2 separate regions of the Homo sapiens genome follow, and region 2 is linked to region 1. The links are chromatin loops, found by intact Hi-C in ENCODE. Cell type or tissue: left lung. All regions are shown on one strand. Links, peaks and the distances in the headings refer to the core of each region. The heading gives the core; the rest is flanking DNA. Region 1 overlaps ERICH6-AS1 (ERICH6 antisense RNA 1). Region 2 has its middle 44 kb from the start of MINDY4B.

Evidence for each region. Peaks named below come from ENCODE experiments on the same cell type or tissue, not always from the same donor. Only the 100,000 strongest peaks of a DNase experiment are listed, where the experiment ranks them.
Region 2: a loop joins it to region 1, with 4 times the contacts of the local background. A loop is called at or near these places in 101 of 110 quality-filtered maps.

What each region holds. Positions count from the first base shown.
Region 1 is chr3:150,719,204-150,735,571 of GRCh38, forward strand. It overlaps ERICH6-AS1 (ERICH6 antisense RNA 1), which reads left to right. Exons shown (of 3, transcript NR_121675.1): 3 at 666-943. LOC101928105 (a long non-coding RNA gene) reads right to left here. Exons shown (of 3, transcript NR_121657.1): 3 at 15,268-15,661. It also overlaps the pseudogene SNRPCP3. Among named protein-coding and RNA genes, the nearest start is that of ERICH6, 23 kb to the left of the region's middle. RefSeq lists enhancers at 5,951-6,452, 6,453-6,952, 8,197-8,696 and cis regulatory regions at 10,462-10,854, 14,103-14,794. In left lung, for the core only: no CTCF peak of the experiment used is centred there; no DNase peak of the experiment used is centred there; H3K27ac peaks cover 429 bases.
Region 2 is chr3:150,853,366-150,869,733 of GRCh38, forward strand. No RefSeq gene overlaps it. Among named protein-coding and RNA genes, the nearest start is that of MINDY4B, 44 kb to the right of the region's middle. In left lung, for the core only: CTCF peaks have their summits at 12,122 (motif pointing left) and 12,321; no DNase peak of the experiment used is centred there.

The sequences.
Region 1 (16,368 bases), core at 4,556-12,555:
TGGTGATAAAAATAAATGAATTACTTATATATGCTACAACGTGGATGAACCTTGAAAACATTATGTTAAAGAAAAGCAGCCAGTCACAAAGGACCATGTATGTATTGTGTGATCCTATTTGTATGAAATATACAATAGGCAAAACAGGCAAATCTGTAAAGAAAGTAGAGTCATGATTTTCTAGAATCGGTGGAGTTTGGGGAAATGGGCGGTGACTGCTGATGGGTGTGTGATTTCTTTTAGGGGTGATGAACATGATCTAGAATTGATTGTGGTGTTCTTACACATCTCTGTGAACATACTAAACACCACTGAATGGTACACTTCAAGTGGGTGAATTGTATGGTATGTGAACTATATCCTAAAAAAGTTGTTTTTTAAAAAGGAAAGGAAATGGTTTACTTTTGAGGGTAAATTGAAAGCTCCCCACCCAGATATTATTAACAACAGTTAATGTAACAGCAGTATAGAGCACTGACCCTGCCATCTGCGTGTATCTTCATTCTGATATTCCTTTCTCTGTCCATCATATGCCCCTTGATTTTGCTTTTCTTTTTTTTAACTGATAGAGTCGATAATTTTATTTTCACATTTCACAATACAAATGAAAACTGCACTTTTTCTGGTCCCACTTCTCCCGTCTAATACTATTCTCTCTTTGATAGGAAGGAGGAGCAAGTCTTCTTTGTCATGCTATTAAGAAAATACCCAGAGTCACAGCACCATGATCTCCTTGTGAAGCAGAACAAGTAATATAAAACTGATCTAAAGAGGCCTCCCCTCTACTCTTATCTGTCTGGTCGAGTCATTTGGGTCCAAGTGGGCACCATTGTGGGAGGGTGGGAGGACTCATCACTGGGGGCCCAGGCATCATTGGCATGTGGCCTCCTGTGTTAGTTTGTTCTCATGCTGCAAATAAAGACAACTTGAGACTGGATAATTTATAAAGGAAAGAGGTTTAATGGACTCACAGTTCCACATGGCTAAGGAGTACTCACAATCATGGCGGAAGACAAAGGAAGAGCAAAGGGACATCTTACATGGCAGCAGGCAAGAGAGCGTGTGCAGGGGAAGTCCCCTTTATAAAACCATCAGATCTCATGAGACTTATTCACTATCGCGAGAACAGCATGAGAAAAACCCACCCCCATGATTCAATTACCTCCCACCGTGTCCCTCCCATGTCATGTGAAGATTATTACAACTCAAGGTGAGATCTGAGTGGGGACACAGAGCCAAATGATATCACCTCCAATGGGCAGCCTCATTCCAGGAGCACATCCCATTGGCATCATCCAGGAGGAGGGGGGGGCCATCATTGGCATCATGGGAGGGCCCCCCAGCTGGGGTGCTGGCATCATACCTGGTGAGGAACAGGAAGAGACTGGGGGGAGGTTGGATCATCGCTCCTGCAGGAGGAGGAACAGAGAACAGAGTAGGAGGTGTTCTTCCTTGTTGAGATGCAGTCTTTGTTCTGTCAGCCAGGCTCCGAGCCTGCTCTTCTATCCATTTCTGGTAGTAGTCTTTCACATTCTCTTTGTGTTTCCTTCCACTGCAATGGTAGGTTCTCACAGATGGAGAGTCGTGGGTGAGGTATGTATTGCAGAAGTCACAACAAAACTTAGGCATGTTGCTCTGTAGCCCGTTAACCACTCTCTTCCCTGATTTTGCTTTGTTTTGATGTGACATTGAAGCACTGCACATGCGCAGAGCAGCTAATAGTTCTTCCCTCTTTGGATTGTTGGATGAAATTTTTTTGAATTTTATTTTTTATTGATACATAATAGATATATGTGTTTTGGGGGTACATATGATAATTTAATATATTTATATAACTTGTTAAGAACAAATCAGTGTAATTGGGACAGCCACCACCTTAAATACTTGTCCTTCCTTTTTGCTGGAAACATTTGTATTATTCTCTTAGCTATTTTGAAATATACAATAGGTTATTCTAAACTATAATCACCCTAGTGATCTATGAAACACTACGTCTTATTTCTTCTATTGGATTAAATGATTTAATACCTGCAATGCTCTTAGCATTGTGCCTGGCACATGATAAATAAATATTAGCTGTCGTTATTCCGACCCAAAACAAGAACATTTTTTATTGTTACAGAAAAAATTGGACCATTGATTATGTTTCACCATTTAAGTGGCTATTGTTTGCATGCTTTCGACAGTTCTATCCCATGCCCTATACATTTACTTTCCCCCAGACCTCCCTCCCCTCCATCTTCAACCTATTACAACAGGGTGTAATAATATAGACGAACACTAGAGGGAAGCATGCAATTGCAATGAAGAAAATCGGCATCAGCACACTTGAAATTCAGACAAGAAGATAGAAGATGTCTAGTATCAAAGGAAAGTGAAATGTCTTCCTTTAATATAGTGTCTTGTAGTATTCTCCTATAGGAGGGAAGTATTATTACTCTATCGGATGAGTATTCCTACTGGAAGGATAGCTGCGGCATTTTAAAAAATCCTGCCTGTATGTGCCTGCCATAAAGATGTCACATAACCATTTCCTCACGTGCTGTTCACTCCACACCCCAGCTCTCCTGAGAGCACTTAGCTTCTCCCGTGAGCCGGTTCCTCCGATGGGAGGCATTTGGAAGCCTACATTAGTATAGTGCTGCCTTACAACGCACTTTAATGTAATATCTAGTCTCTGGGAGGCCCAGGAGTGCTTCAAATTCTAGGCTTCCCTGAGATGTCCAGTGCATTTCTGTTGAGGTGTATATGGGCTCACTCGGCCTGAGTCCCTCAGGGGCAGGAAACGTACCCCATCTTCACCTTTGCATCCCCAGCAGTTTGCAGTGCTGGGCATGCCCTAGAGAAGCTGGATAATGTCTGTTGGACTAAACTGCTTCATGAGCTGCAGACAGAAAAAGAGGGAAATTTATGCTCACTTTATGCCTGAGCAATGGGACTCTAAACTGCACCCCTAACCAGTGAATATTTTTCATTATTTTTCTGGATTATAAAAGTTCATGCTCATAATGTGAAAATCATGCAAAAAGAACATCTAAAATATTCATAATCCCATCCATCCAATATTAACCTGGGGAATACTACAGATTCTTTTAACCTTATGTCAGAGTATAATATATAAATATATGTGTGTGTGTACATATATATAGTGTTTACATTTATGGCAGCATGGAACACCTATCTTTTAAAAATTTTTTTTGAGATGGTGTCTATACTCTGTCACCCAGGTTGGAGTGCAGTGGCGTGATCTGACTCGCTGCAACCTTGGCCTCATCCTCCCACCTCAGCCTCCTGAGTAGCTGGTACCACAAGCGTGCACTACCATGCCCAGCTAATTTTTTGTATTTTTGGTACAGACAGGGTTTTGCCATGTTGCCCAGGCTGGTCTTGAACTCCTGAGCTCAAGTGATCCACCTGCCTTGGAATCCCAAAGTTCTGGGATTACAGGTGTGAGCCACCATGCCCAGCCCTACATCTATCTTTTTTTTTTTTTTAAAACTAATCCCTTTCTTTTGGGAATTTAAGCTGTTTCTCAATTTTTGCTTTTTTTAAAGAGCAGTCTGGTGAATATTCGTGTAGCTAAGTGTAAGCCCACATTCTTTATTAGTGTCTTAGGATAAATTCCCAGAGGCAGAATTTCTGGGTGATGGGTAATTTACATTGTCACCAACAGTGACAGTGCCCTTGATCAGATGAAGAGTTTTAATTAAACGTCACACCAGAACTCCATAATCTTGTCTCAGTCATGTCATCGCTGCTCAAAACATTTGGTGAACTCTGTTTGGTGATCCAGGCTATGACTCATATAAGAAAATAAATCTTAATCTCTCATCTTGCCTTTGATCTTTGACTGTTCAAGAAAATCTAATTTACCACAAAAGGACAAAGACAGCAACCATGGCAGATTTTCATATAGGTGTGCCACCAGAGTCAGGAGGAGATAGGGAAATGCTTCCCAGACTGTTCTGAATAGTGGCAAATCAGAGAATAATTCCTCTAAGTCTTTTTGGAAATTAGAATGGAACTTCCCTATCATCTGAAGACTCCTTATGGATTGAACAAGGAGGGCCCTCTTGACTGGTTTGTCTTTCTTTCTTTTTCTTTCTTTCTCTTTCTTTCTTTCTTTCTTTCTTTCTTTCTTTCTTTCTTTCTTTCTTTCTTTCTTTCTTTCTTTCTTTCCTTCTCTCCTTCCTTCTTTCCTTCCTTCCTTTCTTCCTTCCTTCCTTCCTATCTTCTTTCTCTTTCTCTCTCTCTCTCCCCCTGCTTCCTTTTCTTTTCTTTTCTCTTCTCTTTTTTCTTTCTCTTTTCTTTTCTTTCCAGGGTCTATGCTATGCTGCCTAGGCTGGTCTCAAATTTCTGGACTCAAGCAATCCTCCTGCCTTGGTTTCCCAAAGTGCTAGGATTACAGGCATGAGCCACCTTGACTGGTTTCTTCCTTAAAGGTTCCTAAGCTTCGCCTTTTTTTTTTTTATCTTAAAGATGGACACAGAGATCTAAACATTAAAACAATTTATTTATTGGAGTTTCCTCATAGAAGGGTAAGAGAGACAGTTGCACCTGACTGGGTGCTTAGTATTTCTATAGAGTGGCTTAAGCATGGCAACTGATTAATGAGAGGAGCAGGAGGTGACTTGCATTGTTTTTACTAAGATAATATTTTGTTTTGTTTTGTTTTGTTTTTTTTGGAGAATGGCAGATTGGGTTTATTGAGGGAGGCGACTGAAAGGAACTCAAATCACCCCCTTGGTACTGCTATTTATATTACTGCATTGTGTGGAAATCCTTAGTGGCAAATAAAGCTTTGGGCTGATGTTTAAGGCCCTCTACAATATAATCTTAACGCGACTTTTCTAGCTTTAACTTCGCCTACTCTTACACAGACCTGAATGGATGCTGCACATCCTGTTGGCCCAGCTGCAACTTCAGCCACTGCTGTAGCAACCAGTTTTGTGCAGGTGTGGCTGATGGCTCTGGCTTTGGCTGCCTGACGTTTCCTGGATCCTGCAGCGTGGCACAGGACACATTTGCCTCCTGGTTGCCTTCTGGACTTGCAGGGTACTTACCGTGATAGGGGGTACCCTTTGATGAGCTGGGGATGGGAACTGGAGGGTGAAGACCTCCCTCTTCTCTCTCTCAGTGGACAATTCTGAGGTCCTTCTACACAGTGCCTCAGAAGCCCCTAGCGGGATTGAGCCTCAGTTACCTAAGGCAGTGACCGGCGGATAATGCACCTGTGCTGGCTTTCTTTCCTCCCCTACTCCCCTCTTCAGTCCTTCAGTCTGTTGCCTGGAATCACTTTCCTAAATAAATGTCTTTTTTTTTTTTTTTTTTTTTTTTTTTTAGAGGGAGCCTCGCTCTGTTGCCCAGGCTGGAGTGCAGTGGTGTGATCTCGGCTCCCTGCAACCTCTGCCTCCTGGGTTCAAGCGATTCTCCTGCCTCAGCCTCCTGAGTAGCTGGGATTACAGGCACATGTCACCTCGCCTGGCTAATTTTTGTATTTTTAGTAGAGATGGGGGTTTCACCATGTAGTATACACCATAAGAATGTGTATAACTTTGCCAGGCTGGTCTCGAGCTCCTGACCTCAGGTGATCTGCCCACCTTGGCCTCTGAAAGTGCTGGGATTACAGGTGAGAGCCACCATGCCCAGCATTTCCTAAATAAACTTCATATAAGCTTTGTCTCAGGCTCTGCTTGCTTTGGGGAAACAACAGTCACCACCCTATTTGCTGTTTTTTGATGATGTTCCTTGCTCTTCATCTATTCAGTTCTTTAATACTTGCCTGGGGAACATCTAGTGTGCTCCTGGTCTGGGAAAGGGCCCTAAAATATAAAACGGAATCAGTCACAGGCCTTGCTCTTGAGGAGTTCTTGGTTTAAGAGAGAGAGAGAACAGACAGCTTAAAAAAAAAAAAAGTCAGTGTATCACAAGGTGAATGCTGTTCCAGAGAACCAGGAAGGAAGAACACAGGAGACAGGACAGCTGATCTGGCTTGGGGTATCTGAGGAGGTTTTCTCAGGAGCGTCTTTTAAAGGATGAACAGGAAGTAGTTTACAGGAACAAGGTGGGAAAAGACCTTCTGGGCTGAGAGACTAGTCTGGGCAGAGACACAGAGTCGTGAAAGAACTCGGTATGTTTGTGAACTGTGGGAAGTTCAGGGAGACTGGAGCGGAGGGTGCCTTAGGAATGTGCTATAGAGGAGTCTGTCAAGACCTGGGTGCCTGCTACACTCCGAGAGGTCAGCGAACGGGCCCTCACTGGCTTCTTTTGCGTTGATGGCCTGGTCTGTATTTCTGCACTAGGTGGCCCTCTCATTGTCGCCATGACTGCTGGCCAGTGGACACCTGCAGGAATGGACTTGGGGTAGGCCTGAGGCCCCAGTCTGCTGGGGTGCTCCTGGGAAACTGAGTCTCGCCTCGCCTAGTCTCATGGTAATGTGCAAGGGTTGTTTTGCATCAGCTTCTTGCCACTGGGGCGAGCCAGCAAGCAGCCAGAGCTTCCAGCACAGCCGGAAGGGGCTGGGAGGGTGTATCCACTTCCCCACCCACTAGAAGAATGTGTCTACCTTTGCCTGGGAGCAGGCTGTGCAATCTCCTGCTCGTGTGTGTCTCTGTTTACTTTGCCATGAAACAATCCTGTGTGGGTCTGCTGGTGTCTTCCCTCCCATTGACCCCTATATCTCGTCGGGTAACCATGCATCTCCTGACTCAGGGAAAAGACAGTGACTTTTTAAATATTTATTAATTAATTAATTAATTTTTTTTTTTTTTTAGAGACAGGTTCTTGCTCTGTCACCCAGGCTGGAAGTTCAGTGGCATGATCATAGCTCACCGCAGCCTTGGACTCCTGGACACAGTGATCCTTCCACCTCCTGAGTAGCTGGGACTATAGGCACACACCACTATGCCCAGTTACTTTTGTTTTGTAGAGACAGGGTCTCGCTATATTGCCCAGGCTGGTCTTGAACTCCTGGCCTCAAGTGATCCCTGCCTCAGCCTCCCAAAATGTTGGGATGACAGGTGGGAGCCACTGCACCCTGCTGAGACCAGTGACTTTTAAAGTCGACTAGTGGCTGTCCGAATCAAGTGGTCCCCTCTTTGGCAGTAGTTGGTAAGGAGTAGAAATCAAAGGATACACAGAGAAGATGCTAGGCAGAAGTAGTGAGGATTGGAGGAGAGCAGAGAGAAGCAGGGTGCTGGCAGCAGGAGAAGCAGACTGAATGTGGCTGAGTAACACCGATGTGCCAACACCAGCGGCTAGGAGATAGTGAGGCTTCAGACCCCAGTGGGGCCTGGTGAGATTTCCATTTCTGAACTACACTCCAGAGTGCCAGAAACCTGCTGGTGTGGCTGGTCCTGTGCTCCAGGAAGTGAAAATAGACACGCACTTTCCTATTCCTGTACATATCCTAACACGGAGTAGCGTCAGCAGAGACACTGCCTGGCCATGCTACTTCCCACCATGTAAACTTGAGTAAGTAACTGAGCACTCTTTCTCAGGTTCCTCACTTGTAAACTGGGCTGTTACTGGTGTCTGCTTCATAGGGTTGTTTTGATGCTTGAATGAGTTAATGGGCATAAGATGTGGAGAAGGGCCTGCTGGTGCATATGAAGTACTCAGTAAGCAGGTAGCGGTCTGGGTCTGGGCAGGACACCCAAATTGGGTAACTGAGGAGAGGCTGAGAGACTATTTACAAAAGTATAGGTCAGATGAAGGGACAAAGGATGGTGGAACACCATGGGCTATAACTGGCTGAGAAGTCTTTAGTACTCCTAGGCCTGATGAGGCGAAGGGAGGAAGTAGTTATCAGACACCCAGCAGCCTCAAAACAGGGTGACAGGGCAGGAACTGTGGGGGTCTGGACAAGAGTGCAGCTGGGCCAACCTGGCCCTACAGGGCAGGAGTGGAAAGCATGCATACTCTTAAGACTTCTCCCTAACTCTGATCTCCTGCCCATGATACCCAAAGGCCAATCTGATTGGAGGCCAAAGGATGAGGCTGTTAGGTGGTTACAAAACGCAGTGGTCAGCCTGCCAGGCCCAGAGCAGTTGGTGAGGCATGGAGCAGGGATCTAGGAGCCACTGCAGCCTCTCTAGCACAAATGTCGCCAGTGTTGGCTGCAGTATTGTTATTACAATAGAGGCCTTTCACTTGAGGCCTTGACCGAGTTGCCATTCCTTGCAAACAAAAGAGCCTTACAGAGGCCGGGCACGGTGGCTCATGCCCGAAATCCCAGCTCTTTTGGAGGCCGAGGTGGGTGGATCACATGAGGTCAGGAGTTCGAGACCAGCCTGGCCAACATGGTGAGACCTCGTCTGTACTAAAAATACAAAAATTAGCCAGGCGTTGTCGCAGGCACCTGTAATCCCAGCTACTAGGGAAGCTGAGGCAGGAGAATCACTTGAACCCAGGAGGCGGAGGTTGCAGTGAGCTAATGCCACTGCACTCCAGCGTGGGCGACAAGAGCAAGGCTTCATCACCCCCCCGCCCCGAAAAAAAAAAGACTAACAGAGAAGAGCAACGGGAGCTCTGCAGGGAGACCTAGGGGACCACGCCATTCCCGTGGTCATCATCAGGTACTCTGTTTACCAGCTCTACTCTGTTTACCAGTCTCCCGCACTAGCTGGGAAAAGCTCTCTGGGGCAGGGCAGAAGTCTTTTCCTCTTTATAACCAGAGTGTCCAGCAGAACCAGGGACTTGTCACTGAGGGCTCTGTTGAGGTTTAAGGAACCCCTAAGAACCTGCTGCTCCAGCAGATAGGAGAGGGAAGCACTTAGGGCCTTAGGGGAGAACGCTGAGTCAGGGAACAGTGTGTGCTGCTGTTGCGTGTGTGTGCTTGTGAACATTCACATTTTATACACGTCAGAGAGAAAGTTGAAGGCATTGCCTGTTTTGGGCTGAGGAGGCCAGGCCCCAGATGAGGCTTCTCCCTGGAGCCCCTCTTTTGTCAGCTCCCATTTGTGCCAGGCCCTGGGCTTCCCTGGATCTCACAACTCATTGCAACCCTGTGGAGTTGGCAGCGTGCCTGTTTTATGGACAAGGACGCTGAGGCCAATGAATTCACAAAGGTAGCGGTAATTAGAAGTGTCTGAATTTGAGCCCAGATATGGCTTGAAAGCCTGAGTTCTTTTATTTTTTGAGGGGAAGTCTTGCTCTGTCGCCCAGGCTGGAGTACAGTGGCATGTTCTCGGCTCACTGCAACCTCCGCCTCCTGGGTTCAAGCAATTCTCCTGCCTCAGCGTCCTGGGTAGCTGGGATTACAGGTGCCTGCCACCACGCCCAGCTAATTTTTGTATTTTTAGTAGAGATGGGGTTTTGCCATGTTGGTCAGGCTGGTCTCAAACTCCTGACCTCAAGTGATCTGCCCACCTCTGCCTCCCAAAGTGTTGGGATTACAGGCGTGAGCCACCGTGCCTAGCCAGCCTGAGTTCTTAATCATTGAGCTAGTGTTTCCCAGTGGAGATACTGCAGGTCATCATTTGAATTTTTGTCACTTCTGTGTATTTCCTGTTTATCATTTACTTAACATTTTTCTCGAAATTGTCTTTTTTGGTACTTTAAACAAGTTTACTTGAAAAGGAAACTGTATCACTACCATAAATGGAGAGCTAGAATCACCTACTGTAAATAGAAGGTATCATAAATATAAACACAAAGGAATTCTTGGTCTCCAGCGTGGCCAACTCCAAATTCTAGAGCAGAATGATTTTGAAGTAACTCCATTCCTTTTAATTGCTTCGTTGCCTTGAGAGGCCTCTCTCTCCTCTATCTGTCTGGGCTCTAAGATGTGTAAAATTGGATTTGATCAGATTGTAGCCAGAGGTGTGCTGGTAAATGTTTAACAACTGGTGCTCCAGAAATTAAATTTTTTTTTAACACATGCAAGTGTCAGATAAATCTTACTGATATAAAGGAATTGTAGCACCCAATGTACAAATAATAAGAAATTATACAGTATTCTAAACTGTAAATTCCATATAGCTTATTGATTCCCTCAGAATGTTTTCATTGCTTTTTGCTGAACCGTTGTATCTGAACCTTGTATTTTGCTGAACCCTTGGCATATATTGTATGCCAACCTGTGGTTGATATTGACAAACAAGCAATTATGACATAAATGCTGGTTGGTACCAGTAAGATTAAAATGAAGAAGCCTTAACTTTCAGATGTTTGTCAAAATTTCACTGGTTCATCAGTGTCATCAATGATGTGAGTGACTTCTTTATTGATTTGGGCAGTAGTTTTTGACTGCTAGAAAAATATTTCTTCAACTTTTTTTTCTATTTGCAATGTAATGGTTCCAAGTATGACATAATTCTAAGTTAAAGCTCTATTATTAACATTTTCGTCATCATTTTCTTAAGTCTAGACAACAACTAATAAATCAAGCCCCAATTTGTTGCTTTTGCCACTTTCTAAGTACTAAATACTGCTACTGTTAAATATATACTGTTAAATATAATACTGTTAAATATAACTTATTTAATTATAAATCTAGAATTTAATTTTTAATAATAGCTGTGTTTATCAACTGGCTCTCAAGATTCCTAAACATTTGACTGTTGCAAGTTGGTATGTGCCGGCTCCTGTGTGCCACTGATTATGGCCCTTATCTTGAAACCAGGCAAGCTGCATATGTTCCCCTTGTGGAGTCACCATCCAGAATAATTTCTACTCTTTTTAGACATGAACACGCCGCTGTGCTCTGCTCCAATAAAATAGCAAAGTTTTTCTCTCCTCGCACTTTCTCACCTCAGCTCCTACTTTCCTTCCCCGGACTCCGCTCCCTGGATATTCCTTGAACACACGAGACATGCACACCTCAGGGCCTTTGGACTTGTTATTTCCCCTGCCTAGAATGTTTTTCCTCCAATTAGCTGCATGTTTCATTCCCTCACCTCCGTCAAGCATTTGCTCAAATATCACTCTGTTTATAACTGCGATCCCTCCTCTCCCCTACTCCCCTACTGACCATCCCTTCTACCTGCTTTATTTTTCTCCATAGCATTGACTATCTTCAATGTATTATACTGTATAAAATCTTTGCATATATTTTGTTTATTGCCTTCTTCTCTCCATGACAATGTAAGCAACACAAAGGCTAGAGGTTTTTTGCTTGTTTGTTTTATTTTGTTTTGAAGACAGGGTCTCACTCTGTCACCCAGGCTGGAGTTGCAGTGGTGAAATCTCAGCTCATTGCAACCTCCACCTCCTGGGTTCAAGCAATTCTTGTGCCTCAGCCTCCTGAGTAGCTGGGACTACAGGCTTGTACCACCACGCTTGGCTAATTTTTTTTTGTAGTTTTAGTTGAGACTGGGTTTCACCATGTTGGCCAGTCTGGTCTCAAACTCCTGGCTTCAAGTGACCTGCCAGCCTTGGCCTGCCAGAATGCTGTGATTACAGGTATGAGCCACCATGCCCAGCCAAGGGCTAGAGTTTTTGTACATTTTGCTGGATCCTTTGTGTATGGAACAGTACCTGGCATAGTGTAGGGAAGCAGTATGTATATATGTGTGTTGGATAAATGAATGAATATATAATATGTAATATATAATAGAAACATTCTTACATTGCCTCTGATGAAATGCTTATGTCTCTTTTAATCTATAGATTCTCCTTCTATCTCTTTTGCTTTCTTGAAATTATTTATTGAAGAACCCAGGTTCCCCATAGCAGAGTTTCCTATAGTCTCATTGCAGCCCAAGAATATAATCTGCTCAGATTCAGATTTGATTTTCCTTTTTACAAGACTGCTTCAAACCAACCAGGGAACTATTGGGGAAAAAACCCTGATGGCTTCATAGTTGATGGTGGTGATGGGTACATCTATAACACAAAGGACAGTGTCTGTCTGTCATGTAAATTTTTATATATATATACACACACACACACATGCATGAGGCAGGGATCCAACTTCATTCTTTTGCATGTGAATATCCAGTTGTCCCATTTGTTGAAACAATTATTCTTTCTCCATTGAATTATCTTGACACTCTTGTCTAAAAAAGGGAAGATTTTAAATTAGATTTGTGTGACCAGATTTGCTTCTTTCATAACTTATTTTGGTGGAAACATTGAGAATTCTAGTCAACATCTATTCAGCTCCAGGGTAGAAAATCCATTCAAACTGGCTCAAGTTTGAATAACGGGGGCTCCTACTGCCTAGACTGTGGTCTTGAATCATTGTTTCACACTAAAGAAATCAAGGTTCCTTGAAGACATCGTTGATTACATGTTGAGTGCAGGAAAAGAACAAGATGAGCCTGGAACATCAGAGGCTATTTGTGATCATGTCAAAAGCACTCAGGAACCAAGCTGAATATGCATTTGTCAGGCCAAGATGGAATGATATGAGTATCAACAAGGATAATAATGGCAATGAATTGAAATACATAAAAAAGTTAAAATCCATGAATTCATAATGATATTCTTTTTTTTAAGAGACATAATGATTTTTAGTTTTTGAGACAGGGTCTTGCTCTGTCATCCAGGCTGGAGTGCAGTGGTGTGATCTCGGCTCACTGCAACCTCTGTCTCCCAGGTTCAAATGATTCTCCTGCCTCAGCCTCCCAAGTAGCTGGGACTACAGGCATGCACCACCACACCTGGCTAACTTTTGTATTTTTAGTGGAGACGAGGTTTCACCATTTTGGCCAGGCTGGTCTCGAACTCCTGACCTCAGATGATCTGCCTGCCTTGGCCTCCCAAAGTGCTGGGATTACAGGCATGAGCCACCATGCCTGGCCTGCCTGATATATTTTTAAAATGTTACTTCATTGGTTTTATTTTTGGAGGATGCTAGAAAACTACCTCATTGTTTTGAAAACTGATAAAGGAAAATAATCAGGCATTTATGTTATCTTTCCCTTGTAAAATGTACCTTACGGTAAACCAATAGTTGAAAAGAGGAAGTTTGTCACTATAGAAGTTTTCCAGTTCATAAAAAAGGAATGATTTGAAAGATCATTCTGTAATGCCTCACAAGTGAATATGAGCCATCAATGGCCGATAATATCACTAAAAGAGACAGACAGAGTTAGAGGAAGAGAGCAACAGCCATTGTCCTTTGTGTTATAGACATACACATCACTACCATCACCTATGAAGCAGTCTTCTTTTTTTTCCTCCCCAACAGTTCCCTGGTTGGTTTGAAGCAGTCTTATAAAAAGAAAAATCAAATCTGAATCTGATAAAATGATATTCTGGGGTTGCAATGAGACTATAGGAAACTCTGCTATAGGAACCCTGGGTTTTTCAATAAATAACTTCAAGAAAGGAGAAGAGATGGAGGGAGAATCTGTAGATTAAAAAAGACATAAGCATTTTATCAGTAGCAATGTAAGGATCTTATATATGTATCCCAGTTCAAACAGACTGTATATCAACCAGAGAAATGTGACCTCTGACTGGATATTTGATTATATTAAAATTTATAATTTTTATAGATATAAAAACAGTATTGTGAGTATGTTTCAAAGTCCTAATCTTTAGATATTCTATACTGAAACATATACAGATGAAATGATATGATGCCTGGGATTTGATTCAAAGAAATCCACACGTGGATGTAGGTGAGGGTATAGATGCAGGACAGCTGGCCAAGAGTTGATAATGGTTGAAGTTGGTGATAACACATCGAATTCGTTATATTATTCTCCTTCCTTTTGAAAATTTACTAATAAAATGTTTTTTTAAAAGTTATACATCTTGGCTGGGTGCAGTGGTTCACGCCTGTAATCTCAGCAGTTTGGGAGGCTGAGGCGGGTGGATTGCTTGAGGTCAGGAGTTCAAGATCACCCTGGCCAACATGGTGAAACCCTGTATTTACTAAAAATACAAAAATTAGCCGGGCATGGTGGCAGGTGCCTGTAATTCCAGCTACTCGGAGGCTGAGGCAGGAGAATCGCTTGAACCCGGGAGGCGGAGGTTGCAGTGAGCTAAGATGGCACCACTGCACCCCAGCCTGGGCAACAGAGAGAGACTCCATCTCAAAAAAAAAAAAAAAGTTATACATCTTGACAGCAATAATCATAAAATTAAGCAAAATTAGAAGGAGGGAGAAACTTTGTGTGTTACTTTCTTCAATTTTGGTGGTGGGAGTGAATAAATATGGTCTAAAATTGAAAAAAAAAGTGATAAGAAGAATTAATTGTGAAGGCACAGCAGGCTGTCTCCAAGATGCCTCAAAGCAGGAAATGGAGTGTTTCTGGGCTCCCTGGGGAGGGATTAGGACCTGGCAGGGTGGGCGGCAGTGGCTGCTCCCTCCACCCCTAGGGGCCTCTTGCTATCAAGGCTTTTCCTTTGCTAGTGTGCTGACTTTCCAGGGCTGTGTGACTCTGGTGCACACCACTGACTGTCTTTGACTCTCTCAAGAGAATCTGACTGGTGGCTGCTCAGCCAATGAACCGCTGGCCTGGGTAAGGTCTTATCAGCTGTGGCCTGCATTACAAGTTTGTGGGTGTGTGAATTAGTGGGGGGTTTGCATGGGGTGTTCCAGGAACTATGGGCAGGGCAAATTCTCTAGAAGAAGTAGTTTTTATTGTGGACAGGGTTCGTCCTGAAATTTAGCTAGTATGAGGATGGGTTAAAGGATAGATTAGAATTAGGGACCAGACAAGACACTGCTGAACTTTGATATTCACTCGGCACGTTCTACGTGTCTGACCTTGTGTGGGTGTCAGGAACGCGGGAACAAAGGAAGTGTGAGAGAAGAATAGCCCTGAGAAGTGGATGGGAGGTGGACAAGGCTGGACTTAGGCATTGAGTGGTTTGGTCTTGATCCAGGAGAGGCTGATCTCTTGGCACATCCTCCTAACTACCTCAGCCTTGCAAAAACCTACCCAACACCCAAGGCCCAATGCACGCGCTGCTTTCTCCCGGAAGCCTTTTCCAATCCTCTTTTGAACTCCATAGCAATTTGTACGTCCTTGTCTTAACTTGCTTTGCAAACATAGTTGATGTAGTTGTGGTTGCATATTTCATGCTACTGTAAGTTGCCTCTTTGTTTGATGCTTTCAGACTTCTGCTAGACTGTAAAGTCCATATCTGAGTCACTTTTGCAGGCAGCAGGGCTGTTGGAAGGGCTACATTCCTGAGTGTAAATCCCATTTTCACTGCTTACAAGCTGTGTGACTTTGGGCAAGTTACTTAGCCTCTCTGAGCCCCCACCTTCTTGTTTGTTAATGGGAGTGATAATACCCACCTCAAGGTGTTTTGTTTTGAAAATTAAACCATATCAAGGATATAAAGTACAGGACCAAGCACAGGGCAGTTGATTGGTGTGTATTGAATTGAGGAGGAATAACTCGGATCTTGAGGGATGAGCAGCATTAGCATAGTGGGCGAGATAAGGGAAAGGGAAGGGCATGCTCCAAGCTGTTCTCTTCAGTCCCTCCAGGGGAGGGGGCAGCGTGCGGGGCCACACTCTGGACAGGGCAGCTACTCCTCACATTGTCAGCAGAAGCCACTGCAGTTCTAGGACTCAGGCAGCCACACTCTTGTCCAGTGTAATGGAAACTGCCTTCTGAGCTGCATGCACCCTTACTTGATATCAATGTACCAGGGACTCGGATCTGTAACTAGAACAGCACTTACAGCTTGTCTCTCAGGGAAATGGTGTTGGATGGTCCTCAGGAATATTTCTTCCAGGTTTTCATGGAACCTAGAAAAACACCACAGCTTGCTAAGGTGTAAACCTCTCAGATGCCTGGGATGTTCTAGACTGAGCTGCAGCCAGTGCCTTTCTCCTGTTCAGGGCTGGATATGCACAGACGCCCTCACCAGGGCCTTCTAAACATAATTTGCTTCAACCCTTGCTTGTTGGCACAATTTTTTTCCCACCTCTCTCTATTTCAATAATGGCTGCTTCCTGACCATCTCTACTGCATAAGTAAGTAATCTGCCCTGGAAACTTGTCTTTCTGATTACTTTGCCCCCGCTGTGATTGCCTCCTTCTCCACATCATCCATTTCGCTCTCTCTTTTGGATCCTTCCCATTGGCACAGTGCCATGCTCTAGTGGCTCCAATTTTTAAAACACAAAAAAATCTTTCATTGATCCCACTATTCTCCTGCAGCAACTGCTTCATTTCTCTACGTCTTCTCTGCGGAACTTCTTAAAAGCCTTGTCTATAGCAACTTGTCTATAGCTCTATAGCTATAGCTCCTGCCTCCTCTCCTCACCCATGCCCTGTTCTCTCCCTCACCTGCTCTCCTCTGGGCTTCTGTCTTCTCCACTCCATGAGACTGCTCTTGACATCTTGCCATGACCTCGATTGTCTTCTCAGTGGCTAACTCCTCTGTTCTACTTGAGCCAGATTTTTTTCCTGGGGTTCTGTGATGCCGTACTGTCTAGGAGTTCCCCTCATCT
Region 2 (16,368 bases), core at 8,276-16,275, 140 kb after region 1:
TAGTGCTTATTTCTGGATCCACAATGCCATCTAATTGATCCAAACACCCTATTTCAGGAAAATCTTTTTACTAACTAGAATACATATAGAAATAACAAATTTTAAATGTATCCTTTTGATTAATTTTTGCAAAGTGAACACAACTATGTAGCCAGCACCCAGACTTAGAAATGTAACATTACTAGCACCTCACAAAGTGCTTTGTACCTCTCCTAGTCATTATCCCCAAAGGTAATCACTCTCCTGACCCTTATCACCAGAAATTAGTTTTGCATTTTTTTGGATTATATATAAATGGCACCATATAGCATGTGCTACTTCTTGTCTAGCTTCTTACCCTTTGTATTTTGTTTGTAAGATCCATCCATGTTGTTGCATGTAGCAACAGTTCATGCATTCTCATTGCTGTATAGTATTCTATTATGTGGAATTCTAGTTTTTGTTTATATGTTTTACTACTTATGGACATTTGAGATGTTTCCAGTTTTTGGCTTTTGAGAGTAGTGTTGCCATATACATACTTAAACCTGTCTTTTAGTAAGCATAAATATGCATTTCGGCCAGGTAGATTCAGCCTAGGAGTGGAATTGCTGGGTCACAGAATGTATATATTCAGCAGTTTTTCAAAGAGGTTGCACAAATTTACATGGAAATAAGGACATCTGTTTTTCAAAAGATGCCATTAACAAAGTGAAAAGTCCACAGAGTGGAGGAAGATATTTGCAATATATGTATTTATATCAGAATAAGCAAATAACTCTTACAAATCAATAACAAAAAGACAAGACAGAGACTGAGACAGGAGGAGATTGCTTCAGCCTAGGAGTTTGAATCCAGTCTGGGCAACATAGTGAGGCCCTATCTCTATTGAAACAAAAAAAAAGGGGGGGGGCTACCCTTTTTGGGTCCCCTCCCTTTGTATGGGAGCTCTGTTTTCACTCTATTAAATCTTGCAACTCTCTTCTGGTCCATGTTTGTTATGGTTCAAGCTGAGCTTTTGCTCACCGTCTGCTACTGCTGTTTGCTGCTGTCACAGACCTGCCGCTGACTTCCATCCCTCTGGATCTGGCAGGGTGTCCGCTGTGCTCCTGACCCAGTGAGGGGCCCATTGCTGCTCCCAATTGGGCTAAAGGCTTGCCATTGTTCCTGCACGGCTAAGTGCCCGGGTTCGTCCTAATTGAGCTGAACACTAGTCACTGGGTTCTACGGTTCTCTTCCGTGACCCACGGCTTCTAGTAGAGCTATAATGCTCACCACATGGCCCAAGATTCCATTCCTTGGAATCCGTGAGGCCAAGAACCCCAGGTCAGAGAACACGAGGCTTGCTGCCATCTTGTAAGCAGCCCACCGCCATTTTGGAAGCAGCCCACCACCATCTTGGGAGCTCTGGGAGCAAGGACCCCCCAGTAACATTTTGGCAACCACAAAGGGACCTCCAAAGTGGTGAGTAATATTGGACCACTTTCACTTGCTCTTCTGTCCTATCCTTCCTTAGAATTGGAGGAAAATACCAGGGACCTGTCAGCCAGTTAAAAACAATTAGCATGGCCGCCAGACTTAAGACTCATGTGTGAAGCTATCTGGGGAAGGGCTTTCTAACAATCCCCAACCCTTCTGAGTTGGGAACATTGGTCTGCCTGGAGCCAGCTTCCACTTTCAGTTTTCCTGGGGAAGCCAAGGGCCGACTAGAGGCAGAAAGCAGTCATCCCAAACTCCCGGCATTAGCTGGTTGAGATCATGGCGCAGCCAGAAGTCTCTACTCAACAGTCGCCCATGCGGGCGCTCCTACCTTTCCTTCTGACCCATACCTCCTGGGTCCTGACCATGACTTTCTTGAAAGTGTAGTCCCAAAATTCTCCTTACCTCTGAATCTACTTCCTCTGATCCCTGCCTCCTAGGTACTAATGGTTCAGACTTTCCTTTCCTCTAGCAAGTTGTAACTCCAAAGGGATCTAAGGAAGCTCTACACTGTGTCCTTAGGCATCTAGGCTATAAACCCAGGGAGTCTTATCCCTGGTGTCCCTCCCAATTTAGGTATACAGCTCTCAACATGGGCTGTATACCTGCCCCAAGTTTGTAATGGCTAAGAGAGAGAGACAGAGAGGAGAGAGAGAGACAGAGAAGAGAGACAGAGAGAAAAAGAGGGAGTCAAAGAGAGAGAAATATAGAAATAGTAAAAAAAAAAAAAAAAAAAAAAAAAAGTGTGCCCTATTCCTTTAAAAGCCAGGGTAAATTTAAAACCTATAATTGATAATTGAAGGTCTTCTCCATGAGCCTATAACACTCCAACACTACCTTGTTGTCAGTGTAAACAAAGGCATAGCTTGAAAATACTGAGACCACTGACAACCCGTAGCCTTCCTATGACAAATCCTTAACCCAGTAACCCGCAGATGGCCCTGGCCCAAATGCATTCAATCTGTAGCGGCAACTGCTTTGCTAACAGAAGAAAGTAGAAAAGTAACTTTTAGAGGAAACCTCATGTGAGCACACCTCACCAGTTCAGAATTATTCTAAGCCAAAAAAAGCAAAAAGGTAGCTTACTAACTCAAAAATCTTAAAGTATAGGGTTAGTCTGTTAGAAAAAGGTAATATAACACTAACCACTGATAATTCCCTTAACCCAGCAGATTTCCTTACAGGTGATTTAAATCTTAATTACCATACAAAGGTCTGACCAGACCTAGGAAGAGCTCCCTTCAGGACAGGATGATAGATGGTTCCTCCCAGATGATTGAGGAAAAAACCACAATGGGTATTCAATAATTGATAGGGAGACTCTTGTGCAAGCAGAATTAGGAGAATTGCCTAATAATTGGTCTACTCAAACTTTCGAAATGTTTGCACTCAGCCAAGCCTTAAAGTACTTACAAAATCAAAAAGACTATCTCAATCCTGACTCAAAAGGTTACCTACACCCTCTCTGAAACGAATTTGCATAAGAACTGTTGTTTATGGGAGTGCATCTTGATGGGGCAGCTGGTTTGTTAGGAAATACTCAGGAACCCAGCCCAGCTCTAGAACTCACCCCTGAGCACAAAGGCAATGTTGGGCACGCTGTTAAAGGAGCACTAGAATCCAGTAGCCTGGACCCCTTTCTTTGCGGTCAAGAAAGGTGGGAAAAGGGGTGCAGGACTGCTACATCAGTGAGTGTAAATAATCCGATAAGCAGAGGTCCATGGGTGGTTACGCACCCTGGAAAGGAATAAGCATTAGGACCATAGAGGACACTCTATGACTAATGCTCATCGGAAAATGACTAGGGGTGCTGGCATCCCTATGTTCTTTTTCCCCACAAGGCAAAAACGCCCCTAAGATGTATTCTGGAGAATTGGGTCCAATTTGACCCTCAGACGCTAAGAAAGAAATGACTTATATTCTTCTGCAGTACCGCCTGGCCATGATATCCTCTTCAAGAGTGAGAAACCTGGCCTCCTGAGGGAAGTATGAATTATAACACCATCTTACAGCTAGACCTCCTTTGTAGAAAAGAAGGCAAATGGAGTGAAGTGCCATATGTACAAACTTTCTTTTCATTAAGAGACAACTCGCAATTATGTAAAAAGTGTGATTTATGCCCCACAGGAAGCCCTCAGACTCTACCTCCCTACCCCAGCATCCCCTCGACTCCTTCCCCAACTAATAAGGACCCCCCACTTCAACCCAAACGGTCCAAAAAGAGATAGACAAAGGGGTAAACAATGAATCAAAGAGTACCAATATTCCCCAATTATGCCCCCTCCAAGCAGTGGGAGGAGGAAAATTCAGCCCAGCCAGAATGAATGTAACTTTTTCTCTCTCAGACTTGAAGCAAATTAAAAGAGACCTAGGTAAATTCTCAGATAACCCTGACGTCTATACTGATGTTCTACAAGGGTTAGGACAATCCTTTGATCTGACATGGAGATATATAATGTTACTGCTAAATCAGACACTAACCCAAATGAGAAAAGTGCCGCTGTAACTGCAGCCCGAGAGATTGGCATTCTCTGGTATCTCAGTCAGGTCAATGGTAGGATGACAACAGAGGAAAGAGAACGATTCCCCACAGGCACGCAGGCAGTTCCCAGTGTAGACTCTCATTGGGACACAAAATCAGAACATGGAGATTGGTGCCGCAGACATTTGCTAACTTGCGTGCTAGAAGGACTAAGGAAAACTAGGAAGAAGCCTATGAATTACTCAATGATGTCCACTATAACACAGGGAAAGGAAGAAAATCCTACTGCCTTTCTGGAGAGACTAAGGGAGGCATTGAGAAAGCATACCTGTCTGTCACCTGACTCTGTTGAAGGCCAACTAATCTTAAAGGATAAGTTTATCACTCAGTCAGCTGCAGACATTAGAAAAAAACTTCAAAAGTTTGCCTTAGGCCCAGAACAAAACTTAGAAACCCTACTGAACTTGGCAACCTCGGTTTTTTATAATAGAGATCAGGAGGAGCAGGCGGAATGGGACAAACGGGATAAAAAAAAAGGCCACCACTTCAGTCATGGCCCTCAGGCAAGCAGACTTTGGAGGCTCTGGAAAAGGGAAAAGCTGGGCAAATCAAATGCCTAATAGGGCTTGCTTCCAGTGCAGTCTACAAGGACACTTTAAAAAAGATTGTCCAAATAGAAATAAGCCACCCCCTTGTCCATGACCCTTATGTCAAGGGAATCACTGGAAGGCCCACTGCCCCAGGGAATGAAGGTCCTCTGAGTCAGAAGCCACTAACCAGATGATCCAGCAGCAGGACTGAGGGTGCCCGGGGCAAGCGCCAGCCCATGCCATCGCCCTCACGGAGCCCCGGGTATGCTTGACCATTGAGGGCCACGAGGTTAACTGTCTCCTGGACACTGGTGCGGCCTTCTCAGTTTTACTCTCCTGTTCCGGACAACTGTCCTCCAGATCTGTCACTATCTGAGGGGTCCTAGGACAGCCAGTCACTAGATACTTCTCCCAGCCACTAAGTTGTGACTGGGGAACTTTACTCTTTTCACATGCTTTTCTAACTATGCCTAAAAGCCCCACTACCTTGTTAAGGAGAGACATTCTAGCAAAAGCAGGAGCCATTATACACCTGAACATAGGAGAAGGAACACCCGTTTGTTGTCCCCTGCTTGAGGAAGGAATTAATCCTGAAGTCTGGGCAACAGAAGGAAAATATGGACGAGCAAAGAATGGCCATCCCATTCAAATTAAACTAAAGGATTCTGCCTCCTTTCTCTACCAAGGCAGTACCCCCTTAGACCTGAGGCCCAACAAGGACTCCAAAAAATTGTTAAGGAACTAAAAGCCTAAGGCCTGGTAAAACCATGCAATAGCTCCTGCAATACTCCAATTTTAGGAGTACAGAAACCCAATGGACAGTGGAGGTTAGTGCAAGATCTCAGGATTATCAATGAGGCCATTGTTCCTCTATACCCAGCTGTACCTAACCCTTATACTCTGCTTTCCCAAATACCAGAGGAAGCAGAGTGGTTTACAGTCCTGGACCTTAAGGATGCCTTTTCCTGCATCCCTGTGCATCTTGACTCTCAATTCTTATTTGCCTTTGAAGATCCTTCGAACCCAATATCTCAACTCACCTGGACTGTTTTACCCCAAGGGTTCAGGGATAGCCCCCATCTATTTGGCCAGGCATTAGCCCAAGACTTGAGCCAGTTCTCATACCAGGACACTCTTGTCCTTCAGTACATGGATGATTTACTTTTAGCCGCCTGTTCAGAAACCTTGTGCCATCAAGCCACCCGAGCGCTCTTAAATTTCCTTGCCACCTGTGGTTTCCAAACCAAAGGCTCAGCTCTGCTCACAGCAGGTTAAATACTTAGGGCTAAAATTATCCAAAGGTACCAGGGCCCTCAGTGAGGAATGTATCCAGCCTATACTGGCTTATCCTCATCCCGAAACCCTAACGCGACTAAGAGGGTTCTTTGGCATAACAGGCTTCTGCTGAATATGGATTCCCAGGTATGGCAAAATAGCCAAGCCATTATATACACTAATTAAGGAAACTCAGAAAGCCAATACTCATTTAGTAAGATGGACACCTGAAGCAGAATCGGCTTTCTAGGCCCTAAAGAAGGTCCTAACCCAAGCCACAGTGTTAAGCTTGCCAATGGGGCAAGACTTTTCTTTATATGTCACAGAAAAAAACAGGAATAGCTCTAGGGGTCCTTACACAGGTCTGAGGGATGAGCTTGCAACCTGTGGCATACCTGAGTAAGGAAATCAATGTAGTGGCAAAAGGTTGGCCTCATTGTTTATGGGTAGTGGTGGCAGTAGCAGTCTTAGTATCTGAAGCAGTTAAAATAATACAGGGAAGAGATGTTACTGTGTGGACATCTCATGATGTGAACGGCATACTCACTGCTAAAGGAGACTTGTGGCTGTCAGACAACCATTTACTTAAATATCAGGCTCTATTACTTGAAAGGCCAGTGCTGCAACTGTGCACTTGTGCAACTCTTAACCCAGCCACATTTCTTCCAGACAATGAAGAAAAGATAGAACATAACTGTCAACAAGTAATTGCTCAAACCTACACCACTCGAGGGGACCTTCTAGAGATTCCCTTGACTGATCCAGACCTCAACTTGTATACTGATGGAAGTTCCTTTGTAGAAAAAGAACTTCGAAAAGCGGGGTATACAGTGGTCAGTGATAATGGAATACTTGAAAGTAATTCTCTCACTCCAGGAACTAGTGCTCAGCTGGCAGAACTAATAGCCCTCACTTGGGCACTAGAATTAGGAGAAGGAAAAAGGGTAAATATATATACAGACTCTACGTATGCTTGCCTACATGCCCATACAACAATATGGAAAGAAAGGGAATTCCTAACTTCTGAGGGAACATCTATCAAATATCAGGAAGCCATTAGGAGATTATTATTGGTGGTACAGAAATCTAAAGAGGTGACAGTCTTACACTGCCAGGGTCATCAGAAAGAAAAGGAAAGGGAAATAGAAGGGAACCGCCAAGTGGATATTGAAGCAACAAGAGCCACAAGACAGGACCCTCCATTAAAAATGCTTATAGAAGGACCCCTAGTATGAGGTAATCCCCTCTGGAAAACCAAGCCCCAGTACTCAGAAGAAGAAATAGAATGGGGAACCTCAGGAGCACATAGTTTCCTCCCCTCAGGATGGCTAGCCACCAAAGAAGGAAAAATACTTTTGCCTGCAGCTAACCAATGGAGATTACTTAAAACCCTTCCCCAAACCTTTTACTTAGGCATTGATAGCACCCATCAGATGGCCAAATCATTATTTACCGGGCCAGGCCTTTTCAAAACTATCAGGCAGATAGTCAGGGCCTGTAAAGTGTGCCAAAGAAATAATCCCCTGCACTGCAGGTCATACATTTCAATCCCTGTATCTTTAACGTCCTTGTTAAGTTTGACTCTTCCAGAATCAAAGCTGTAAAACTACAAATCGTTCTTCAAATGGAGCCCCAGATGCAGTCCATGACTAAGATCTACCGCAGACCCCTGGACCGGCTTGCTAGCCCATGCTCCAATGTTAATGACATCGAAGGCACCCCTCCCAAGGAAATCTCAACTGCACAACCCCTATTATACCCCAATTCAGCAGGAAGCAGTTAGAGTGGTCATTGGCCAACCTCCCCAACAGCACTTGGGTTTTCCTGTTGAGAGGGGGTACTGAGAGACAGGACTAGCTGGATTTCCTAGGTCGACTAAGAATCCCTAAGCCTAGCTGGGAAGGTGACTGCATCCACCTTTAAACACAGGGCTTGCAACTTAGCTCACACCTGACCAATCAGGTAGTAAAGGGAGCGCACTAAAATGCTAATTAGGCAAAAACAGGAGGTAAAGAAATAGCCAATCATCTATTGCCTGAGAGCACAGCAGGAGGGACAATGATCAGGATATAAACCCAGGCATTCGAGCTGGCAATGGCTACCCTCTTTGGGTCCCCTCCCTTTGTATGGGAGCTCTGTTTTCATTCTATTAAATCTTGAAACTGCAGGGAAAAAAAAAAGTCCAATAGAAAAACAAGCACACGACCTGAACAAACACTTTCACAAAGAAGAGAGCAAAATGACCAAAAACATATGAAAAGGTGCTCAAATTTATTAGTCACCAGAGAAATGCAAATTGAAGCCACAATGTATTGTATCACAATGTAATACAATATACCCACCAGAATAGCGAAGATGCAGGCAATAATGTGGAACAATGGAAAACCCTCACACACTTTCAGGTAGTTTAAATAGGTACAAATAGCCTTTCAACATGTGCTAATTTATGACCACAATATTTCTTCTCTATTCACTTTCACTAGATTGTGCAACCCTTCCTACCCCCATACGTATCAAGAATTTCAAGACAAATATCAGAGTGTTAAGTTCTATTCAGGTCTAAAATTGTATCCATGTGAGAGATGTTAATGGGTTAGGGAACTGGGGTTGTGTGGACACCTAGCCACTGCCTGGTGAGCATTCCCCCCCCCTTTTTTTTTTTTCCTGCTCTGTGATACATTTCTAAGAAAATCAGAGTCTGATTTTAATCCTGAGGCTGTGGTATTTTCTATAGTAGGAGCAAGCAATCTTAAAGCAAGTGGGTCTGCAAGCCAGCTGGGGCAGCACCACAAATCCAGGAACTTCTATGTGTGGCTTCAGACATCTCTATGGTTTCCACCTGGCTGGCTTCCTAGCCCTCTGTTTGCATGCGCTCCTGTGCCTCTTACAGCCTGCTTCTGGTTTGGGATTCGGGTCTTGGCTCTTGCAACTAGACTCTCACTTGCCTGCTGCCTGCTCCAGGCTCTGCCTCAGCCTTAGCTCTGCCTTGCAGGCATCATCATCATCTATGTGTAACTCCAAAGTACTGGGCATGGAAAATCAAAGCAGGACTAGGAGTGTTCACATTGAGGTGTGGTCAAATATTTCATGGGGTGGGAGGGCAGGAGGAGAGCTTAATCAGGGCACAGAGGTCCAGGTAGCTGAAGTGAACATTCTTGTCAGCCCAATATCCGGTCACTTTTCTTGTAACAACACACTGATTATCCTTAAGGAAATGTTGCTTCTGCTCTCTCAGTTAATATGATTTGGATAAAGCTAAATCCATCCCCAGTTCCAGGATGCTGAGGTGACTACAGACTGGCCAAACAGAACATTATGTTTCCCTGGCCACAGAAATGGATGCAGACATGGCCATGTGACTCAGAGCCTTGGTAATATAGTTGGGGGAGAATTGCTTTTTCTGCAGGGAAGTCTGAGAAGAGAGAATGAAAGTGTAGGATTTGGCTAGTAGACATGGCCATCTTGCTGGTAGGAATGGATACTCGCCTTAGAAAAAGACAAACTGCAGAACAGAGACAGAAGAGAGACCAGGCCCCAATGACAATGTTGGAACTCCTCAGTCCATCTGTGTGGAAAGGCAGGACTACCTCCAAACTTGTCAATTATGTGAGTCAACTAATGTTCTTTTTGTTTAAGCCAATTCAAATCGGGTTTCTGCTACCAAATAAGTCTAATTCCACAGGCAGGACTATCAGGGGTTTTCAAAAATAGTTTCTGTAGGGAGGCACAGATTCAAGGAAGGCATCTGAGGCAGCACCATGAGTGAGAAAGGAGATAAAGTGGGCAGAACCATGGGCCCCGACTCTGCTTTATCCACATCAGCTTTGTGTGTATCTGTTGTACATGTTGGGATTCCACATGAAATTTCATGTGAAAACTAGATTTTGCTGGTAAAAAATCTGCAAACCCACTGGGTGAGATAACTGAGGAACAAGAAGAAGAAACACCAGAATGTGATTTTTTTCCCAGAAAGAAGTTTATTTTTATTTACCTGTTGTGTAACATATTTTAATGATAGCTTCCCAATACTTAAAGGCTTTTCTGATGTGATTGGTGGTGATAGTAACTACTGTGAGTTTTTTGATATTATAAAATATGATGATTTAATTTTCATAATACATTGAATCAATATACTTCAAATGACTAATGCATGGGGAAGATCCATTCAAAGTGTAAGATACACCAATGGATTTTAATGAAACAGATTTGAAAAGTTCACTGATACAGTTTCAGGTTCTACTTTGCGACTAACCCTTAATACATTACCCCTTGTAGAGTTTTGGTGTAGTATCAAAGAAGAATAGCCACAAAGCTATTAAAATTCTTCCTCCCTTTTTCAACTAAATATATATGTGAAGTCAACTTTTCTTCATATATTTCAGCCTAAACAATGTATCACAGCAGATTGACTGCAGAGGCAGATATGAGAATACAGCTGTCTCATATTAAGCTGGCCATTAAACAAATGTACAGAAATGTAAAATAATGCCACTCTTTTTACTATTTTTTTCTTGGAAAATATAATTGTTTTCCATAAAATACTATTTCAGGTAAATATATAATAGGTTTTGTTGTTATTTTAAATAAATAGATAAATACTTAACAATTTTTCAGTTTTAATTTCTAATAGGATAAATATTAACAGGTGTGACCCAGATAAACCAAAGTACTTTGACGTCCTTAATTTTTAGGTGCATAAAGGGGTCCTGAGATAAAAAAGTTTAAGAACCACTAGACTAGTGGATAGTTAGGTATTTAACACATAAGCATACAAATAAGGATGTAATTGTAAACCTGGGTGTATTAGTCCATTTTCATACTACTATGAAGAAATACCTGAGTCTGAGTAATTTATAAAGAAAAAGAGGTATAATGGATTCAGTTACACGTGTCTGAGGAGGTCTCACAATCATGGCATAAGGCAAAGGAGGGGAAATGACACATCTTATGTGGTGGTAGCAGGCAAGACAGCGTGTGCAGAAGTGCCCTTTGTAAAACCATCAGATTGGCTGGGTGCATTGGCTCATGCCTGTAATCCCAGCACTTTGGGAGACCGAGGCAGGCAGATCACTTGAGGTCAGGAGTTCGAGACCAGCCTGACCAACATGGAGAAACCCCAACTCAACTAAAAATACAAACTTAGCCGGGTGTGGTGGCACATGCCTGTAATCCCAGCTACTCAGGAGGCTGAGGCAGGAGAATCGCTTGAACCCGGGAGGCAGAGGTTGCCGTGAGCCAAGATCATGCCTTTGCACTCCAGCCTGGGAAACAAGAGTGAAACTCCATCTCAAAAAATAAACCAAAAAAACCATCAGATTTTGTGAGACTTATTCACTATCACGAGAACAGCATGGGAAAACCCACCCCCATGATTCAATTACCTCCCGCCGGGTCCCTCCCACAACATGTGGGGATTATGGGAGCTATAATTCATGATGAGATTTGGGTGGGGACACAGCCAAACCATAACACTCAATGAGTGATATAAAGGAAAAGAACAAGGTGCTAAGAGAGATGAACCAGGAGACCTAATTTAGATGGGGGATGGTGTCAGAGATGGTGCTACTAAAGAAGTGGTTTTTAAGCTGTTCTGAAGCAGGAGATGGGGGTAAAGATTGTTGTGGGCAGTGGGAACAGCAGGAAAAAGCCCCCGAAGTGGGAACAAGCTTGGTTTGGGTGGAGCATGGTGGTGAGAGGAGAGTGGCATGAGAGGAGTCTGGCAGGATATGAAGCAGGGGCTAAACCTTGCAGGCTCTTGTAAATCATGTGAAGATTTTGGCATTTTTGTCCTAAGTGCATAGAAATGATCATAATATGGATTACTCTAACATAATTCATCAGGCTTGAATTTTTTAAAGATAATCAAGATTCAATTTTTTTTTTAAAAGATAATTGATTGCTGTGTGGTGCTGTGTGGAAAAGGGATTGGAAGGGGACAAGAGAGAAGGTGAGGAGAGCAGTCGGACGGCTATTGTAATAGTCCAGGTGAGAGATAGTGGTACCTGTATCATGGAGACAGCAGTGCAAATGGAGCTATTTCAGAGCTATTAATACCACTTACAGGTTTTGCTGCTGCATTGGAGTGGAAGAGGGGATGACTCCTAGGTCAGAGCAATCCTATACACTATGCTTAGTGACACCAATCCTAAGTATCACCAAAACTAAATACCCATTACATCAATCTGTATAAATATTTTAGGTTTGTAGGCGTGTGTGCCTATATATATGCATGTGATTAAATTGCCCACGTTTACTTTTAGTTATGTGGTTATGAAATTTAAAAAGTCACTCTCATAGCACCACCTTGTGGACAGTAATAAAAAGTGTGTGTGTGTGTGTGTGTGTGTGTGTGTGTGTGCGCGCGCGCGCACGCGCGCACGCATTGTTGGATTCAATCACTAGGAGAAAACACAATACAAGTTCTCCAGAAAGTTTACCAGTTATCAGCCACCCCAAGTCCTTCTTGGAAGGAGAGGGGATAGGAATACATTCGGAAGAGTTAAAGTTAAACTGGCTATTCTGAAAATAACAGGTTAAATTCATTCAGACTAGATCCTCTCTGGTTGATTTTAACATAGTCATTGACTAAAAGTATCATTTATTCAGATAGCCCCTGACAACCCATAATAATACTTTTTGTTTTTTTGCCGAAATATGTTTTTTTCAGTGCATTTACCACTTATCTTCATCAGATTACGGGAAGCATTTTTGTATAAATATCAAGCCTGATGGAAATGGATTTATCTTAATTCCTCACTTAAGTTCCGAACTCACCTAGAATTGCATCCTCTGAGACTGGGCTTTTCTTTTTTCTTTTTTTTTTTTTTTCCGAGACGGAGTCTCACTCTGTCGCCCAGGCTGGAGTGCAGTGGTGCGTTCTGGGCTCACTGCAACCTCCGCCTCCCGGGTTCAAGCAATTCTCTGCCTCAGCCTCCCGAGTAGCTGGGATTACAGGTGCCCACCACCACGCCTGGCTAATTTTTGTATTTTTAGCAGATACGGGGTTTCACCATCTTGGCCAGGCTGGTCTGGAACTCCTGACCTCATGATCCACCCGCCTCAGCCTCCCAAAGTGCTGGGATTACAGGTGTGAGCCACTGCGCCCAGCCCTTCTTTTTCCCTTTTTTTTTTTTTTTTGAGACTGGGCTTTTCTTGCCGCCATCTTGAATCTGATTTGGTTTTCTCTGTTGCGCTTTTTTGCTGGCGTCATTTTCCTCACACCTTAGCTCATCATTCTATCCTGTTCTATTGCTCTGGGCTTCTCAGGAGACCTCTTTCCTTCACAAGACTGGCTTCTCCAGGTGTTAGAAAGTGTCTCTACATGTGAAGCAGATCCCTCTCTTAATTTCCCAAACAAAGCACAGGGAATATCAGGCTAGAATGTTTAACATCTTAATTTAAACACAAAGGAATTACAATGCAGGAAAACCTAAAATGTTACTTCTCCTGATCGTGTCTCTGCTTTAAGAAGCCCCTTGGACTTCTGACAACTTGCCGTTCTCTGTCACTTGGCTGTGTTCCCTAAATGTTGGTCCAGGCCCTGTGCAAGGCTCCCAGCTCTGGCAGCAGCATTAGGGTGGGGAGAGCCTTTCTTCCCTCTCCTTAGGCGTCCTCCTTCCTGTTCCCACGATGATTGATGGAAGAAATGCCTGCCCTTACCTACAGGGCATGGTTTCTAGACACAGTTCAATTCTCATTTTTCTCCTCTGTCTCTGGCTATTTCTTCTGCGCCTGCTTTCCAGGCTCTTCGCACACTGCCTGACTGCTGACACGAGAATTCCTAAGGGCTCAGCATTAGGCCCAGCTATCTTCTTGCTTCATACTCTCCTTGGGCAGTCTTACCCCAGGCCACCATGTTACTTACCCTTAGTGACTCCCAGGTGTATTTATTTCTCTGGTCCAAACCTCTCCATTGATTTCCAGATCCTTATTTCTGATCCATTAATCTACCTTTCCACTTGAATGTTTCATGTCTAAGACTAGATGTGTGATTTCTTGCCCTCAAAATCTGGTATGTTTTGAGTGTTTCCAAGTTCTGTGAAGGTACAACCTTCCATCCAGTTATCAAATCAGAAACCTAGAAGTCATCCTTGATCCTTCTTTCTTTCTTCCTCATCTCCCTCCCCATGCAACCTATTTCAGCCTTCTCCATTTTACCTACCAAGAGGTGTCTCCTGAGAGGCCCACTTCAGTCTACTTTAATTGCCTCCATTCTGTTCTGACCATCTCTTGTCCACACCACTGCCTAACTAACTAGTCTCCGCATGCCTAACTGGTCTCTGCATGCACTTGGGGCTCTCTCCAATCCATGTTCTACTCTGAGGCATGTGTTCAAAATGCAAATCTTACCAGGCCACTTAAAACCTTTCCAAGGTTTCTCACACCTTATAGTCTACACTGCCTTGCGGTGGCCCCACCTTTTGCTCCAGCTGCTTCACAACCACTCTTTAGCCCCACAGGCTTTTCTGTTCCTCAGGCGCATTCACCACAGGGCTTCACATCTGCTTGCCCTTCTTCCCCTTACCCTGTTATCTCTATGCAGCCTTCTTACTTCAGCTAACCATCTCTTCCTCAGACATGCCTTTTCCTTTTCTTTCAGTTCTTTATTATAAGATTGACGCACCCAAAATCTCTTCCCTTAGTTTTCAAGTTTATCTTTATTAAAGTGCTTTTTGATTAATTGCCATCTCCTCAGAAGAGCCTAAGTTTCATAAGAAAAGAGGGTGTGCCACATCTGATTTTGCTCGCTGTGCTGATTTTCCCCAGCATCAAGCATAGTGCCTGGCACATAGGGCATGTTAAAAAACATTGAATGGCCAGGCATGGTAGCTCATGCCTGAATCCCAGCACTTCGGGAGGCCAAGCGGGCAGATCACTTGAGGTCATGAGTTAAAGACCAGCCTGGCCAACATGGTGAAACCCAATTTCTACCAAAAAATACAAACAAATTAGCCAGAGTGGTTGTGTGCACCTGTAGTCCCAGCTACTTGGGAGGCTGAGGCACAAGAATCGCTTGAACCCGGGAGGTGGAGGTTACAGTGAGCCAAGGTCACACCAGTGCACTCCAGCCTGGGCGACAGAGTGAGACTCCATCTCAAAAATAAAAATAAAAATAAAATAAAAAACATTGAATGAATGAATGAATGAATGATTATGTCTCTAAGGCCCTGACAAGGGAATTACAACCATTAACAGAAAATGCAGGCCCAGGTGTGGCTGAAGAGTGCCCACAGCCTGGACAGCTCAGGTCCAGTCTCAGCCAGTTGCTATTCAGGGTTATTTCCACAGTGTGAAGTGAAGGGAATCTTAGGCCTCCCCCAACCTGGCCTGCTCCTACGGGTCTTGTGACATTGGTGAGAATGTTCTTGGAAAAATGATTCACACATCTTGTCTAAGAGCAAACAATAATTCGGGGGAATGTTCCAGTCTAAGTTGATATTTGAAAGAGGAAAATAGTTGCCATCGCCTCAAGGGTTCATTCCCACTAAAGACACAGTCAGTTTAGATGACTAGTCAGAAAAATTAATATCCCCGTCTTCAAGCAAACAGCTTTCTTCTGCTTTGTATTTGAGAAGCTGAAAAAAAAGTCATTTTTCTCAAAACAAAGTTTAAAAGTGAACTAATGGCTCTGAGAAACTTCCAGTTATTTTTATTTTTTTATTTTATTTTATTTTATTTTTTTTGAGACGGAGTCTCGCTGTCGCCCAGGTTGGAGTGCAGTGGCGTGATCTCGGCTCACTGCAGGCTCCGCCTCCTGGGTTCACGCCATTCTCCTGCCTCAGCCTTTTGAGTAACTGGGACTACAGGTGCCCGCCACCTCGCCTGGCTAATTTTTTGTATTTTTAGTAGAGATGGGGTTTCACCGTGTTAGCCAGGATGGTCTCGATCTCCTGACCTCGTGATCCGCCCACCTCGGCCTTCCAAAGTGCTGGGATTACAGGCGTGAGCCACCGCGCCCAGCCACTTCCAGTTATTTTTAAATAACATGTCTCCACTCTGAAGAAAAAAATCAAGTATTACCGGGTACCCTGTTTATAAGATAAAATAACTTATTTTCACTGAACATTGATATACAAAGTAATTAATAGTTTTATATATCAAAATTATACTTTTACATCTAAAACGTAGGTACTTAATCTTTCCTCCATTATTTTACTTATTTATAGACTTGTTCCAGGAATAATTTAACCCAAATTACAATACCATATAAAATATGGCAAACTAACATAAATTATAAACAAATTAAAAATTCAAAGGAGGAATAAGGGAAGGAACATAAAATGGATACAAGAATGAGGTCAATTTAAAAGTTGGCTTTTGTAAGGACCGATACACTACCCGACAGTCATCCTGCTTTTCTTCCTTCTACAAAACCCTGATTTTGTTCTAATATCAAGTGCCCTGTTCTCAGACTCAGAGGATGAACCATGATGATCTGAGTCATGGATCCCCTAGCTAGACAGCTCTTGTTAAAAGGAATATCTTTATTGTTTGCGACTTTTCGTGAGATCTCTTACTTGCAGCTGAGCAGTTCCTTACTAATGCACTGGTGTGTTTTTTAAT